Regions from separate parts of the Homo sapiens genome. Here region 2 is linked to region 1. Evidence: chromatin contacts called from ENCODE Hi-C or POLR2A ChIA-PET data. All regions are on one chromosome and are shown on one strand. Each heading gives the region's core, a stretch centred on a gene start or an enhancer-like site at or near the end of the contact. The rest is flanking DNA. Distances are from core to core; before and after follow the strand shown.

Evidence for each region. A loop is a pair of places that touch in the nucleus more often than their neighbours do. ChIA-PET counts read pairs that join two places held with the same protein, here RNA polymerase II (POLR2A). Pooled maps may share reads with other maps.
Region 2: a pooled map shows a loop between it and region 1 (5-fold over the local background). The contact joins two enhancer-like sites. A Hi-C loop is called at or near these places in 2 of 50 pooled maps. POLR2A ChIA-PET finds 5 or more read pairs at or near these places in 2 of 52 experiments (AG04449 and activated B cell).

The regions. Positions count from the first base shown.
Region 1 is chr22:33,295,911-33,303,115 of GRCh38, forward strand. All of the region lies in intron 12 of LARGE1 (LARGE xylosyl- and glucuronyltransferase 1), which reads right to left. Among named protein-coding and RNA genes, the nearest start is that of LARGE1-AS2, 140 kb to the left of the region's middle. RefSeq lists enhancers at 3,923-3,972, 3,983-4,352. Within about 2 kb of position 3,826, at least 5 of the 41 ENCODE cell types and tissues checked have a DNase peak (open chromatin) inside an H3K27ac peak, as active enhancers do.
Region 2 is chr22:33,537,244-33,544,448 of GRCh38, forward strand. The region is part of intron 6 of LARGE1 (LARGE xylosyl- and glucuronyltransferase 1); the gene reads right to left. Among named protein-coding and RNA genes, the nearest start is that of MIR4764, 100 kb to the left of the region's middle. Within about 2 kb of position 3,053, at least 17 of the 41 ENCODE cell types and tissues checked have a DNase peak (open chromatin) inside an H3K27ac peak, as active enhancers do.

The DNA.
Region 1 (7,205 bases), core at 2,576-5,075:
CCTGTCAGTCAGAGAGGGGCAGGTGAGAAAGAGAAGCTAAGAAGGAGCTTTTGGGGTAAATTTTACAAATAAAAAGTAGTAATGATTGCCATAGTTTACTGAGCACTTGACCATGTGCGAGGCTCTGTGCTAGAGACTCTGTCTCCACCATCTCAGGTAATGCTCAACATTCCTGTTTAATTACCCCACTGTCCTGATGTTTACTGTTAGTAATAATAGCTAAACGTTGTAGAGCACTTGCCACGTACTGGCATAGAGTTAAACGCTGGCTGGGGATCACGGGGGCCTGGCACTAAGGAGGGCAGCTGTGCGGCAGACTGCCTGGATTCAGATCCCACTTGCATGGACACTCACCAGCTCATACTCTTGAACACGTTACAACTTTGTGCCACAGTTTTCTTCTCTGTGAGCTGGGGACTGTATTAGCAGCTGTGCTGTGTGACTTTGTAAGAACTACATGGATTATCTGGTGCAAAGATTAAAATAGTTCCCTGGTGTATAGGATACATTTGGCAAATACAAGCCATGATGATGGTCATGGCCATCACGATGAAGATAAAATGGGCCTATCGGGCAACTGGATCAATAAACAGGCTAAGCATAGAACACCTATGGATAAGCCTAAGATGAGCCAGTTATCCTTTTTCTTTTTTCTTTTCTTTTTTTTTTTTTTTTGAGATGGAGTTTCTCTCTTGTTGCCCAGGCTGGAGTGCAATGGCGCGATCTCATCTCACCGCAATGTCTGCCTCCGAGGTTCAAGCGATTTTCCTGCCTCAGCCTCCTGAGTAGCTGGGATTACAGGCATGCACCACCACGTCCAACTAATTTTTGTATTTTTAGTTGAGACGGGGTTTCTCCATGTTGGTCAGGCTGGTCTTGAACTCCCAACCTCAGGTGATCTGCCCACCTCGGCCTCCCAAAGTGCTGGGACTACAGGTATAAGCCACTGCGCCCAGCCCGCCAGTTATCCTTTTAGTACTGCTGTGCCCTTGGGCATGTTACTTAGCCTGAACGTCCTCATTTGTAAGATGAATTGTGGTGAGCCTTAATGGTAAAATACAGGTGAAAGGGCTCATAACAGTGCTTGGCGCATAGTAAGTGCTCAGTAAATGTTGAATGTTATAGATACAGCAGAGTTAAGACAATGAATGGGCCCAAGGAAATGTTACCTGGTAATGTCTCTGGGCAGGCAGCCAGTCAGCTTCACCTGGTGCCACCTCTACCTGGCTTTGTTCACATGTCTGCACTCATTCAACAAGTATTTATAGAACAGCCATGATGTGCCAGGGAAAATGTAAGGGGGTAGGTGGTTAGATGTCAAGCTGGGGAGAAAAGAGTCGAACAGAAATCTGGCATTCCTACACAGTGTCAGAATACAGTCTCTACCCAGTGTGGCCTATTTGTCCTCAAGAAGGGGGCTGGGCGCAGTGGTTCACACCTGTAATCCCAGCACTTTGAGAGGCAGAGATGGGCAGATCACCTGAGGTCAGGAGTCTGAGACCAGCCTGGCCAACACGGCAAAACTCCGTCTCTACTGAAAAATACAAAAAAAATTAGCCAGGTGTGGTGGCATGTGCCTATAATCCCAGCTACTTGGGAGGCTGAGGCAGGACAATTGCTTGAACCTGAGGGGCAGAGGTTGCAGTGAGCCAAGATCGTGCCACTGCACTCCAGCCTGGGCGGCATAAGACTCCGTCTCAAAAAAAAAAAAAAAAAAGAAGGGTTTGTCCCCAAGAAGGCAAAAGGCAGTGAGGACAGTAGAGATACTTTACACTTTGGGCATGGATTAAAGATGAGGATTCCTCACGCCTATAATCCCAGCACTTTGGGAGGCCGAGGTGGGCGGATCACCTGAGGTCAGGAGTTCAAGACCAGCCTGGCCAACATGGTGAAACCCTGTCTCTACTAAAAATACAAAAATTAGCGAGGCGTGGTGGCAGGCGCCTGTAATCCTAGCTACTCAGGAGGCTGAGGCAGGAGAATCGCTTGAACCCGGGAGGCAGAGGTTGCAGTGAGCTGAGATCACGCCATTGCACTCCAGCCTGGGGACAAGGGCGAGACATCATCTCAAAAAAAAAAAAAAAAAAAAAAAGATGATGATTCTGCAGGGTCAGTGAAAGGTGTCAGAAACCTGTACCAGTCTCATGAATGTGGAAAGTCTCAGCAGAGTGAAGCTGTCCAGGTCTTGGAAATGCCACGATGTCTCACGTCTTCCTCTCTCCTCATTTAGAGACCTTCAGTGTGCACCCACATTGGGTCATTCCCTTATTAGTTTGAGCTCCTGTATCTCTCAGCCTCGTATCTGTGTGAATCCCGATGCTAGCAATGGCACATACAGCTGCAATGACCACCAGGCTGTAAACCTGAGGGCCAGAACTTTGTCTCCCCTGTTCACTGTTCTAGCCCCAGCACCTGAAACAGTGCCTGGCCACGCAGAGGCATGGAACAAAGAATGTTTCGGGCATTCCTGGGTGCTCTGCAAATACTGTTAGCTCTTATCTTCTCAGTTCCTTAAGAACTGGGGAAGAGGAAAAAGCAGTATGATTCCCACTTCACAGATAAAACAAGTTAGAGAAGTTAAGTGCCTTTCCCAAGGTCAAATAAATTCTAAATAAAGAGTACTCAGCATCAGTCAGCCATGGTGGCTCACGCCTGTAATCCTAGGGTTGTGGGAGGCTGAGGCAGGAGCACTGCTTGAGCCCAGGAGTTTGAGACTAGCCTGGACAATAGGGTCTGGGTTATGTTTATTTTTCTAAAAGGAAATTAAAAAATTAGCTGGGCAAGGTGGTGTACAACTGTAGTCCCAGCTACTTGGGAGGCTGAGGCAGGAAGATTGCTTGAGCCCAGGAGTTTGAGGCTGCAGTAAGCTATGATTGCACCACTGCACTCCAGCCTGGGTGACAGAGCAAGACCCTGTGTCTAAAGAGAAGTAAAGGAAAGAAAGAAGAAAGAAAAGAAAAAAGAAAAGAAAAAGGAAAGATGGAAAGAAAGAAAAAAGGAAAGAGAGAGAGAGAGACGCGGGAAGCAGTGGCTCTTGCCTGTAATCCCAGCACTTTGGGAGGCCTGGGTGGGCGGATCACTTGAGACTAGGAGTTCAAGACCAGCCTGGGCAACATAGCGAAACCCTGTCTTTACAAATGGTAAAAAAAAAATTGGCCCAGCATGGTGGCGCATGCCTATAATCCCAGCTACTGGGGAGACTAAAGTGGGAGCATCGCTTGAGCCTGGGGAGGTTGAGGTTGCGGTGAGCCATGATTGCACCATTCCACTCCAGCCTGAGCAACAGAGTGAGAGAGAGAGAGGAAGCAGTATGGAAAGAAATGAATTAAAGAGAGAAAATGAGAAAAGAGAGAAAAAGAAAGAAAGAGAGAGAGAAAGAAAGGAAGGGAAGGAAAGGAGTGGAGGGGAGGGGAAAAGAGGGAAGGGAAAGGGGAGGGAGAGTCCTCTGCACTGAAACGCAGGTCTGAATGACCCCCAGGGACAGCAACATCACCTACAATGTAGCATACTGCCTGACACATAGTACATGCTCACTACACAGTTTTTGAAAGAATGAGTAGTATCAATATATAGTTTCTCATTTTCAGAAAGCAAAAAAATTGAGATGGTCACATGAAGCTACCCAGGCTGCACAGAAGGTGGCAGAGTTTGCAATGGCGGGGGTTGGGTTGGGGCAGGGGCCTAGCACAGAAGTCCAATACTGAATAGGCCAAGGGGCAGAAAATGAACTCCTGCTGGGCACCCGCCATAGCCCCACAGGAGGCTATCATTAGCTCCTATATTAACTGAGGAAGTGAAAGAATGAGGAGATGAAGCAAGCAGCCCCAACTCACACACTTGATTAGTGTTGTGGAACCTGGCTTCAAAGGCAAGTCTGCGCAACCTCTGCCATGCCCCGCTGACTTTCGCCTGACATTTCTGAGATCAAAAGTGAAAGCTGTACATCCAGGAGCTCATTCTTCAGAAAAAGTAGATGAAGGGGCTGGAAGGAGATTTTAGTAAAACTCTGCAGCTATTGTCCATGCGTACAGCTTATTCCATTATTTTCCAATTGATCTGTTTGTTTTGGCTGTAATATTAGCTGGTTGCTAAGCAACTGCTCAAAGAGCTAACATGCTGAACTTTTTTTGGTAACCAAATAGAACCCCAAAAAAGGTGATATAAATCAGTGTTTGGGGGTACAAGCCGAGGGCTGCCAGTCGGCCTGCTCTGGTACCCTGGGGGTTTGGGAGTAACCTGGCCCCTTCGACAGAGTGAGCAGGCTGGCATGGAGGAAGGCTGCTTTCCTCCTCCTCTAATGCTAACATTTAACTTCTCTGGGGCCTCAGTTTGGTCACCTGTAATGGTAGTTACCTTAAAGAGCAGTGTGAAGAACAGAGGTAATGACAGACTGAGTGCAGCTGGCAGGGTTTCTGGCACATGGTAAGGGCTCAGTAACTTGTAACTGTCATCATTCTTAAGTAATTAACAAATGTGTTTTTTTGAGATAGGGTGTTGCCCTGCTGTTCAGGATGGAGTGCAGTGGCACAATCATGGCTCACTCTAGCTTCAGCTGCCTGGGCTCAGGAGATCATCCTGTCTCAACCTCCCAAGTCGCTGAAACAACAGGCATGTTCCACAATGCTCAGCAATTTTTTTTCTTTTTTTTGGAGATGGAGTCTCACTCTGTTGCCAGGCTGGAGTGCAGTGGTGCGATGTCAGCTCACTGCAACCTCTGCCTTCCGGGGTTCAAGCGATTCCCCTGCCTCAGCCTCCCTAGTAGCTGGGACTACAGGCATGCACCACCATGCCCAGCTAATTTATGGTATTTCAGTAGAGATGGGGTTTCACCATGTTGGCCAGGATGGTCTCGATCTTCTGACCTCGTGATTCACCGGCCTCGGCCTCCCAAAGTGCTGGGATTACACGCGTGAGCCACCGCGCCTGGCCAATTTTTGAAATTTTTTGTAGAGATGGGGTCTCACTATATTGCTCAGGCTGGTCTCGAATTCCTGGGTTCAAGCAATTCTCCCACCTCAGCCTCCTAAAATGCTGGGTGACAGGTGTTAGCCACTGCACCTGGCCAATATTAATATCTTGACAGAGCTTGGGTACAGAATTTTATGGGAGATCAGTGCTGAGAAAGTCAGTTTCTAGAAGGGTCTGGGGGCTTCATTGGAGTCCTCAGCTGCCACAGCAAACAGCACCCTTAACCTCAACTCCCACCAGTGATGCTATGGTGTGCACAAGGGGCATCCACTGGTAACGTCTGGGTCAGAAATGAATCCATCTACTCACCAGAAAAAATGTCCCTGAAGCCAAGGGTAAGTTGATATGATTATGTCATATGAAAAGAACAGTGTCTGCTTATTTGGGGCTTCCGAGAGAATGACATTCCTCATTGATTCTCATAAATACTTTGGTGCCTAGGAATTGTCTAGGTCAGAGGTTACACTCTGGTAGTTTGGGGTGGGGGTGTGAGGAGTCAAGGCAGCCTGAAGGCATATTTTGTCGGCCTCAACAGCATTTGAAATGATTTTTTTGCTCCAAATCATCATCTAAAAACAATTTTTAAAAATTAGTTGCCAACATTAAAAAAACATTTTATATGAAAATCCAGATTCCCAACTCCTCTTGAAAAATATGAATACCTAGTAACCTTCCCTGCGTCCATAAAGCAATAATGGCACGATTGTGTGGAGAGACGACTGGCTCCCTGAGACCAGGGCTCTGGTCTCTCTATTGAATTGTACTCAGCATTCTTGGGAAAAGTCTGGGAAGAAAGTAATAAAGTTTTAAAAGCAATTTGCAATATTTCAAAACCCCTGAGGGGAACCACATACCTTCCTGTGATAAGGTAGCTAAGGCCAACTACCACCTCAAGTGACTCTGCATTAAGCAAGTGCTAAGTAGAAGGGCACACTAGCTACCTCACTTCAAGTAGGGTCTGGATTAGCAGTGAACGATGCCTTTAATTAATAAAACATAGAAAGACAAAGAAAAAAAAACTGTTCATACGTATTGCTTTTTAAAACATGATGCCCATGAGGTCAAATAATTAAATAGTCCTTGCACAGGGAGTAGAGACCACAGACTCATACGGGGCCAGCTCACTTTCAATTGGCTGGAGCGAAGAAGAGTCCCAGAGGGGTGGAGGGTGGGCAGGGGTCCAATCCTGAAGCCTCTTTTCTTAGTCTAGGGTGGCACTCACTCCCATCATCTATCTGTTCCCTTGGGAGCCTGTCATCCCGGAAGCTGCCCAAGTTTCAGAATCTGCAGGCATCAGAGGCTGCAAGCCCCGTCTGGCCACATGGGGGCACCCTGGCTCCACACACTGGATTCTAAGACCCAGCAGGCACTGGCACAGGCGCTGGGGCTGGAGGGAGTGCTCCATTTCTGCAGCCTGGTGGGTCAGGGGTTGAGGCTCATGGTGCTGGGTACCACAGCACCTCCCATTCCCGATTCAGGGTCATGCTGCCTAGGGGTCGCTGACCCTACTGTTTTTAACAGAGTCTGGTAGGGACTCCTCCCGCCCCAGGGGAGGGATTAACACTAGGAAACCCGGAGATGTCCCTGGAAGGACACGGACTCAGAAGCTGGAGAGAGAACACAGGCTGCCTGACCTTGCTCCAGACAGCGCAGGGCACGGAGGGTATGCAGGCTAAACCTACGCTTTGGCTTCCCGACAGAAAGTTTAAAGACTCCTAGAAGCTCTTTTCAGAGAGAAAGAGACAGAGGCAGTAAGAGAAAGATACTAAGAGACAGAGAGACGGAGTCAGAAGGAGGGAGGGAGAGCAAGAGAACGAGAGAGAAAGAAATCAGACCTTGCCTGGTTTGCGACAAACAGAAACCCCAGCGCAGCCCAACAACGTGTAGCAGGGTGACGGGCAGACCTGGGGCTGCAGACGCTGGTTCACACCCTGGCGTGAGCTCTCTGGACTTGGACTGTTATTTTGCTTCTCTGGGCCCCACTCTTCCTTCCTGTAGAATGCAGGTAGCTATACCTGCCTCTGGGGTTCGATGTGTAGAACCAATGGGATGATATATGCAAATCACCTCTCATGGTACCTGGATCTAGGCAGGCACTCACTAGGTATTGGCATAATTCATGCTGACCAATGGCAGTAAATAAAGGATTTTTTTAAAATGTCATTGGACCATGATACTGTGTGACTTTAGTTTTCTCATGTGTGAAATGGGACCTTTGGGCCATATGACTTCCATGG
Region 2 (7,205 bases), core at 1,803-4,302, 240 kb after region 1:
CAGGTTAAAGTCAAGATGTTGGCAGGGCTGGTTCCCTGCGGAGGCTCTGGGGAGAATTCGATTCCCTGCTGTTTCCAGCTTCCAGTGGCTGTCTGTATTCCTTGGCTTGTGGCCCTTAACTCCATCTTCCAAGTACATCACTCCAATCTCTGCTTCTATCATTATATCGCTTCTTCTCTCTGCAGCCAAATCTTCCTCCACCTCCCTCTTCCAAGAACACTCATTCTATTTGGGGGTCACCTGTATAGTCCAGGATACTCCCTCCATCTCAAGACCATTAACTTAATCGCTTATGTAAAGTCCCTTTTGCTATACAGGGTTTATTTGTTTATTTGTTTTTTTAAGACGGAGGCTTGTCTGTCACCCAGGCTGGAGTGCAATGGCGCAGTCTCGGTTCATTCCAACCTCCACCTCCTGGGTTCAAGCAAGTCTCCTCCCTCAGCCTCCCAAGTAGCCGGGACTACAGGCACATGCCACCATGCCCAGCAAAATTTTTTTTTGGATTTTTTAGTAGAGACAGGGTTTCACTATACTGGCCAGGCTGGTCTCAAACTCCTGACCTCGTGATCCACCCGCCTCGGCCTCCCAAAGTGCTGGGATTACGGGCGTGAGCCACCATGCCTGGCCCTATACAGGGTACTTTTTTACAGGTTCTAGTGCATGGATTAGGCTGAGGATGTCTTTGGGGGCCATTATCCAGCCTATCACAGGTAGAAAGAGGAGGACCTGCGATTCCAACCTAAGTCCTATGTCTCTGAGGCAGAGTGCCCAACCCCTTGCAGGCCTGCTTCCGGTGAACTCTCAGCTTTATCCACATCCACAGGTCATGGTGCCTCAAACAGCTCCTGCAGGATCATGCCTCCATGCCTTTTCCAAGGTGCTGTTTTTGCCTGGAATTCCCTGCTATTTGGACCCTCACAAACTGCTGCCTAGTCTTCAAAGCCCAGCTCTAGTGCTTCCCCTCAACCTCACCTACCCCAAGTGGAAGTAACTCTCCTTCAACTATGCCTGCACCATGCTTTTGGAAACTCTCTGCACAAGCAATGGCCATATTACTTTGTAGTTATTTTTGCTTTTTTCTTCCCCTTCTCCATTTACACAGGATTTCCTTCAGAGCAAGAATCACTTCTCTTTCTTGCGCATTCTTTAGTGTCTTCTGTGTCCAACATTACCTGGCACATAGTAGGCATATTTCCATACATATTTCTGAGCTGAATTGAAGCTAGTTAAAAAATGAATAGCATTACGAAGGTACATTGTGCAATCTTCCCTGAAGGTTAATGAAAAACGAAAATGGAGCCACATTTTTTATTTTGTTTCCCCATCAATTTACTGAGCCCAGTGTTGAGCCTTACTAGATGCTTGGAATACAGAGATAAATAAAACAGGGCACCTGCCTGGGAAGTAAGGAAAATGAGATGTAAGGCTCCCCCCACCACGTGGCAGCCACCATGCTTGGCACGGCCACACAAAGTAACTCAATGAAGGGGAAGGCCACTGGAGGACAAGGAAGCCGTCTACAAGAGATTACTCACTGCCCCTTCCAGCAAATGGGTTCTAGAAAATGAGCTTCTGATCTCCTCTCTGATTGCTGGCAAGTTTGCTGAATTTCAGAATGCTTAATACAGAGTTAAAAGGCATTTTAGGATATCTTCCAGTCCAGTGTTTTTGAAACTAGGGTTTGTAACACATTTGAAGGTTGTGAAAATAATTCAGTGGATCTGAGCAAGCATTTTAAAAATTAAAATACATTAAATAGATTAGAAAAGAAATATAAAAATTCACTGAACATAGTAAGGTCAAGTATTGTTTTACGAAAATATTGTTTTAATTGCTCATCTGCATATATGTGTGTATATATGCCTGTATAAACATACATACACACATATGTCTTTTGGATTGTGATGAAAAATGTATTTCTGACTGTAGGATACAATCAAAAAAGTGTGAAAAGTATGGTTGGCCCTACATCTGCACTTCATAGATTCTTTGTCAAAATTTTCTGATTAAAAGAAAAAAAAAAAGGCAAGTCCTGGTAACAGAATCCTGCCAGCTCTTTTAATAAAAGAACTGGTAAATAAATTCCCCATGCCCATGGGCATCCGCACTTCACACTCATCTTATCACCAACCCTGAGGACTGGATGTTCTTTTATTAAAGGAGCCAGTGGGATTCCACATAGGCCCAATGGGGTAAATAACTTGCTCAAACATATCCTGTTCTATTAGCTAGGCTGGCTTGACAAACTTATGTGGAAAGTTCCTTAAATAGCCTACAATGCAATTTCCTTTAGATTGTCACAATCAAGATCAGAATATCTAGAAATGATCTAATTAAATCCTCCAAACTTTTTTTTTTTTTTTTGAGACAGGGTCTCGCTCCACTACCTATACTGGAGTGCAGTGACACGATCACAGCTCACTGCAGCCTCAAATTTTCCAGGTTCAGGTGATCCTCCCACCTCAGCCTACCAAGTAGCTGGGACCACACCCACCTGGCTAATTTTTGTATTTTTTTGTAGAGAAGAGGTCTTGCTATGTTGCCCAGGCTGGTCTCAAATTCCTAGGCTCAAATGATCCACCTGCCTTGCCCTCCCAAAGCGCTGGGATTACAGGTGTGAGCCACTGCACCCGGCCCTCTAATCTCTTAAGATGTGTAGTAATAAGACAAAATATGGGCTTTGAAGTTCTTCTGACCCGGGATAAAATTCCCAGCTCTACTGACCATGTGACCTCAGATGCCTGTGGGGGCTCAGGTCCTTCATCTGCACCACTGGCAGTGGCCTGGTGCACGGGGGCCAGTCCCTTTTACCCTGTGGAGGCCTGCAAAAAATAGGAGCTTGGTGTACATTAACAGCTCCTGCCTTCTACTCCCCTTCTCTTTCTATGAATATTTGCAGAGAAGTTAAAAAGTAACCACATTGCCAACTACACTAATGAGTCAAGGAGAAGGACTGCTGAGAAAATGGCATTTCTCCTCCTTCGACAAAAACAACAGAGCCATGTGAACCTCCATTCTGTGACTGGGGCGCCAAGAGGCCGGGCCTTGCCAAGTCCCCCCCTGTGCTGTTTGCTAGTGAAGAGTTTGGAGTTGACTAAGTGCCAACCTCAGCTCGGCTGTGTGTGCTTGATCCTATGACCAGCCCAGCCCTGACCTTTTCTGGTATTTATGATGTTGGATTGGATTTTGATCACTGTTTGAGCTCTTGACACAAAATAAACAGGATGACCCTTTTCCCTGGGAGGGACAAGTGCCAGGATTTTAATCCCGTCTCCAAACACTCCTCCCAAACAGTACCCTGCCCCACTGCCCCCATGGCAAAACAACCAAGACACAGTGTCTCTTTTGTTGCAGTAGCCAGCAGATCCTGGGATAGCAACCTTAGGGCAGTGAATCTCAACCCTGGCCACACTTCAGCATTATGTAGGGAGCTTTCAAAAATACGGCAGGCCACTGCCCATACCAGAGGTTCTGACTTGGCTGATATGGGGTAGACCTGGGCATCATTATTCTTCACGTGCTCCCCAGATGATTATAACTTAAAGGCAGTGTTGACAACAACTGCACTCAGAGAAGAGAAGGTGCCCAGTTTTCCTATAAAGTATGGCAGACGGGCACAGCGGCTCACACCAGTAATCCCAGCACTTTGAGAGGCGGAGGTAGGCGGATTGCTTGAGCACAGGAGTTCAAGACCAGCTTGGGCAACGTGGCAAAACCCCATCTCTATTAAAAAAAAATATAAAAATTAGCCAGGTGTGGTGGTGCACACCTGTAGTTACAGCTACTCATGGTGGCTGGGGTGGTGGGTTGCGGGGGGGGGGGGGCGGGGGGCGGGTTGCAGGGGGAGAATCACCCAAGCCCAAGAGATTGAGGCTGTAGTGAGCCGTGATTGTGCCACTGCACTCCAGCCTGGGCTATAGAGCAAGACCCTGTCTCAAAAAAAGTGGGGGAAAAAAAGAAAAAAAAAAAAAAAGAAAATATGGCAGGGAGAGGTTAATTGGATCACCAAGATTACGGAGCCGGGGCTGGGACTTGAACACAGGGCAAGCCGACTTTTTGACTTTTATGTTTTAGCATAACAAAGAAAAATGGTTGTGATGCAAAGTTAAGACGAAAAAGACTGGTATACAAACAGGATTATATTATGATCCCAATTTTATAAAAGAATCCATCCTATATGCACAGAAAAGCATCTGAAATATTAACAATAGCTGACTGTAGGTAGTAGAAATATACACAATTGAGTTTCATTCTTTACCTTTGTGCTGATACGGACATGCATTGTTTTATTCATGACACACATGTATAAAGTGGATCAGTCTGGAGAACCTTAATGATGCCTCCAGCAGAGCAATCCATTCTTGAAAAGGTCTAGTCAATTCTTGTTTTTTCCTTCACTATTACAATGAGGCCCAGAGGGTCTTTTTGTGCTGACTGCCCTCATCCTGTCTGGAGTCATCGTCTTACTGTTCTACAAGGAAAACACATTTTCTTTCCAAAAATTAAAAAAAAAAAAAAAAGGCAGTGCTGATGTCATGGGATATCAGGGTATCTCTAAAATCTTAAGTCAAGGAAACAAACATTTGGGGTTGAGCCCCTACTGTACGTGTCTATGAGAAACATTAAGAGCTATTCAAGGCTGGGTGCAGTGGCTCATGTCTATAATCCCAGCACTTTGGAAGGCTGAGGCGGGTGGATCACCTGAGGTCAAGAGTTGGAGAACAGCCTGGCCAACATGGTGAAACCCCATCTCTACTAAAATACAAAAATTAGCTGGGTGTGGTGGCGGCTGCCTGGAATCCCAGCTACTCAGGAGGCTGAGGCAGGAGAAACCCTTGAACCAAGGAGGTAGAGGTTGCATTGAGCCGAGATCGCACCACTGCACTCCAGCCTGAGCAACAAGAGCAAAACTCTGTCTCAAAAAAAAAAAAAAAAAAAAAGAATAAAAGCCCACTTCCATTGTAACTGCTACCAGATCTGTCTCCAGAGATATAGACTACAATCTAGCATGATTTGGAAGCCAAATGTTATGTTTTGAGATTCTCCCTGGGCTGAGCCAGCAGGTCACTGTTCATTAGTTGAACTCTCATGGGAACCCTGTTTGGGGCAGATTTCGTCATTCTTCCTCACTCTGTGTCTCCATTCCTGCCTTGGACAGTGTTTCATGCCGGATATAAACTCAGTGACTCAAGTCCCCTTGGTGACTTCAGGGTCCCTCTTATTTGCTCCTTTAAAGGAACAGAAGGGAGAAAAATATATCGTAGAATCCAAAGAGCCCAGAGGCCAGAGACCTAATTTTGTTTATTCAATAACTAATATTTTAGTATCTAGTAGGCTTGGATAGGTATATAGAACCTTGAAGGCACAGCCAGCAGGACTTACTGGAAGATAAATGTAGGGTATGAGGACAAGAGAGGTACCAAAGATGCCCGCTTTTATATGGTTCTGGCTTTGCCCCTGACAGTGTGAATTTGCATCAGATCCATAGACCTGAAAGAGACACTGGGCCCACCTACTCAAATCCATTTATTTTACTAATCATTCATGCTTTCTATAGTCACTCAGTGAAGCACTTACTGAACAGATAGCTTAGGATCAGAAAGGTAGAGGGACTCGCCTACAGCTAGTAAAGATGAAACACAGACTTCTGTCCAAGCGAAGTTCTCTTGAAATTGCATCATCCAAGTCAAAGACCTTAGAACCTTCTTGACCTTTGCAACAAAAGGCACTGAGCTAACTCATGACCTCTAAGATCCCTTCCAGTCCTTCTTTCCTACATGTGTGCATGTAAGTAAAGCTACAAAATGCTCTGTTTCCCGCTGCTTCTGTACAAGACTGGAAAGAAAATTTATCTTTCGACACATCCCTTTCCACTTTGACACTAATTTATTTTTTAATTGATCTCCCAGTAAGGCACACACCTAATTGGCTTGAATGGTGACACAGTTAATTAGGCCAAAAAAGAAAAAAAGAAAAAAAAAAAGGCCCAGGATGGTGAGCCCAAGTAGTACTACTTAATAAGAGCGGTGGCCAATTTCTCAGTGAAGAGGAATTTGTAAAAGGGAAGATCAAAGAGATAATTCAGCTTGGTCAGAATTTTAATTTAGGTCACTTTCATGGATAAATAGGCTGCAGATACCACCTTTTCCATCTAAACAGATTAATCCTCTAAACGGCTACAGAAAACTCATCCACGCATCAAAAGTTTACAAATGCCTATGATAAGCTGGGTACTATGCTAGGCTATGGGGGTAAAGGCCCTGTCAATAAGGAGGCTCTGACAATTTAAGAAGGGAAACAATGATGGTAGTAAGTGGAAAAGAAGTCAGAAGAAAACATTTTATTTACTTAGCATGGGTTCTGTCAGCCAGCATGCTTCTTAAGGTCGCAAGTGACAGAGACTTTACTGAGACTTAAGCAGTTTTTAAAAAGAGAAATTTTGCTTCAGGCATGGCTGGAACTAGAGACTCCAACACAATGTAATCTAAAATCTGTCTTCTCTTTTCAAGCTCTCAGATCTGTTTGCCCTCTCAGACAAACTGACTGTCTAGGAAAGAGGTAACACGGCAGGCTTGACACTGCTGTCCTTAGAACGATGAACTGCTTGCAAGACTGGCCCTTGGCTGGCATCTGAGAACTGGGGTTTTGGGAAGCTTCCTGCTATTCTCTAAGAGCTCACTGTGTCTAAACTGTGCAAACAAAATGGTTTACCATAAACACCTGCTTTCCTTCTGGGAGTCTAGAATTTTGGTATGTCCTAGAGAATGTCCACATAACCAGCCCCCAATAAAAATCCTGGGTGCTGAGTCTCTCATGAGATTCCCTTTTGGGCAACATTTCATGTGTGTTGTCACAACGTATTGTTGGGGGAATTGGCATGTCCTGCGTGACTCCACTGGGGGAGGACTCTTGAAGTTTGAGCCTGGTTTCCTCTGGACTTCACCCCATGAGCCTTTTTCCTTTGTGGATTCTGCCTTATATCTTTTTGCTGTAATAAATCATATCTGTGAGTATGACATACACTGAGTCTTGTGAGTCCTCCTAGCAAACCAGTGAATTTAGGGGTGGTCTTGGAAACTCCTGGCGGTGTCAAAATGACAAATGGTGGTTCCAGCTTTGCCTCATCACAGTTTAGCAAATAGAGTGGAAAGAGTACCTTTCTACCAGGTGCGGTGGCTCACGCCTGTAATCCCAGCACTTTGGGA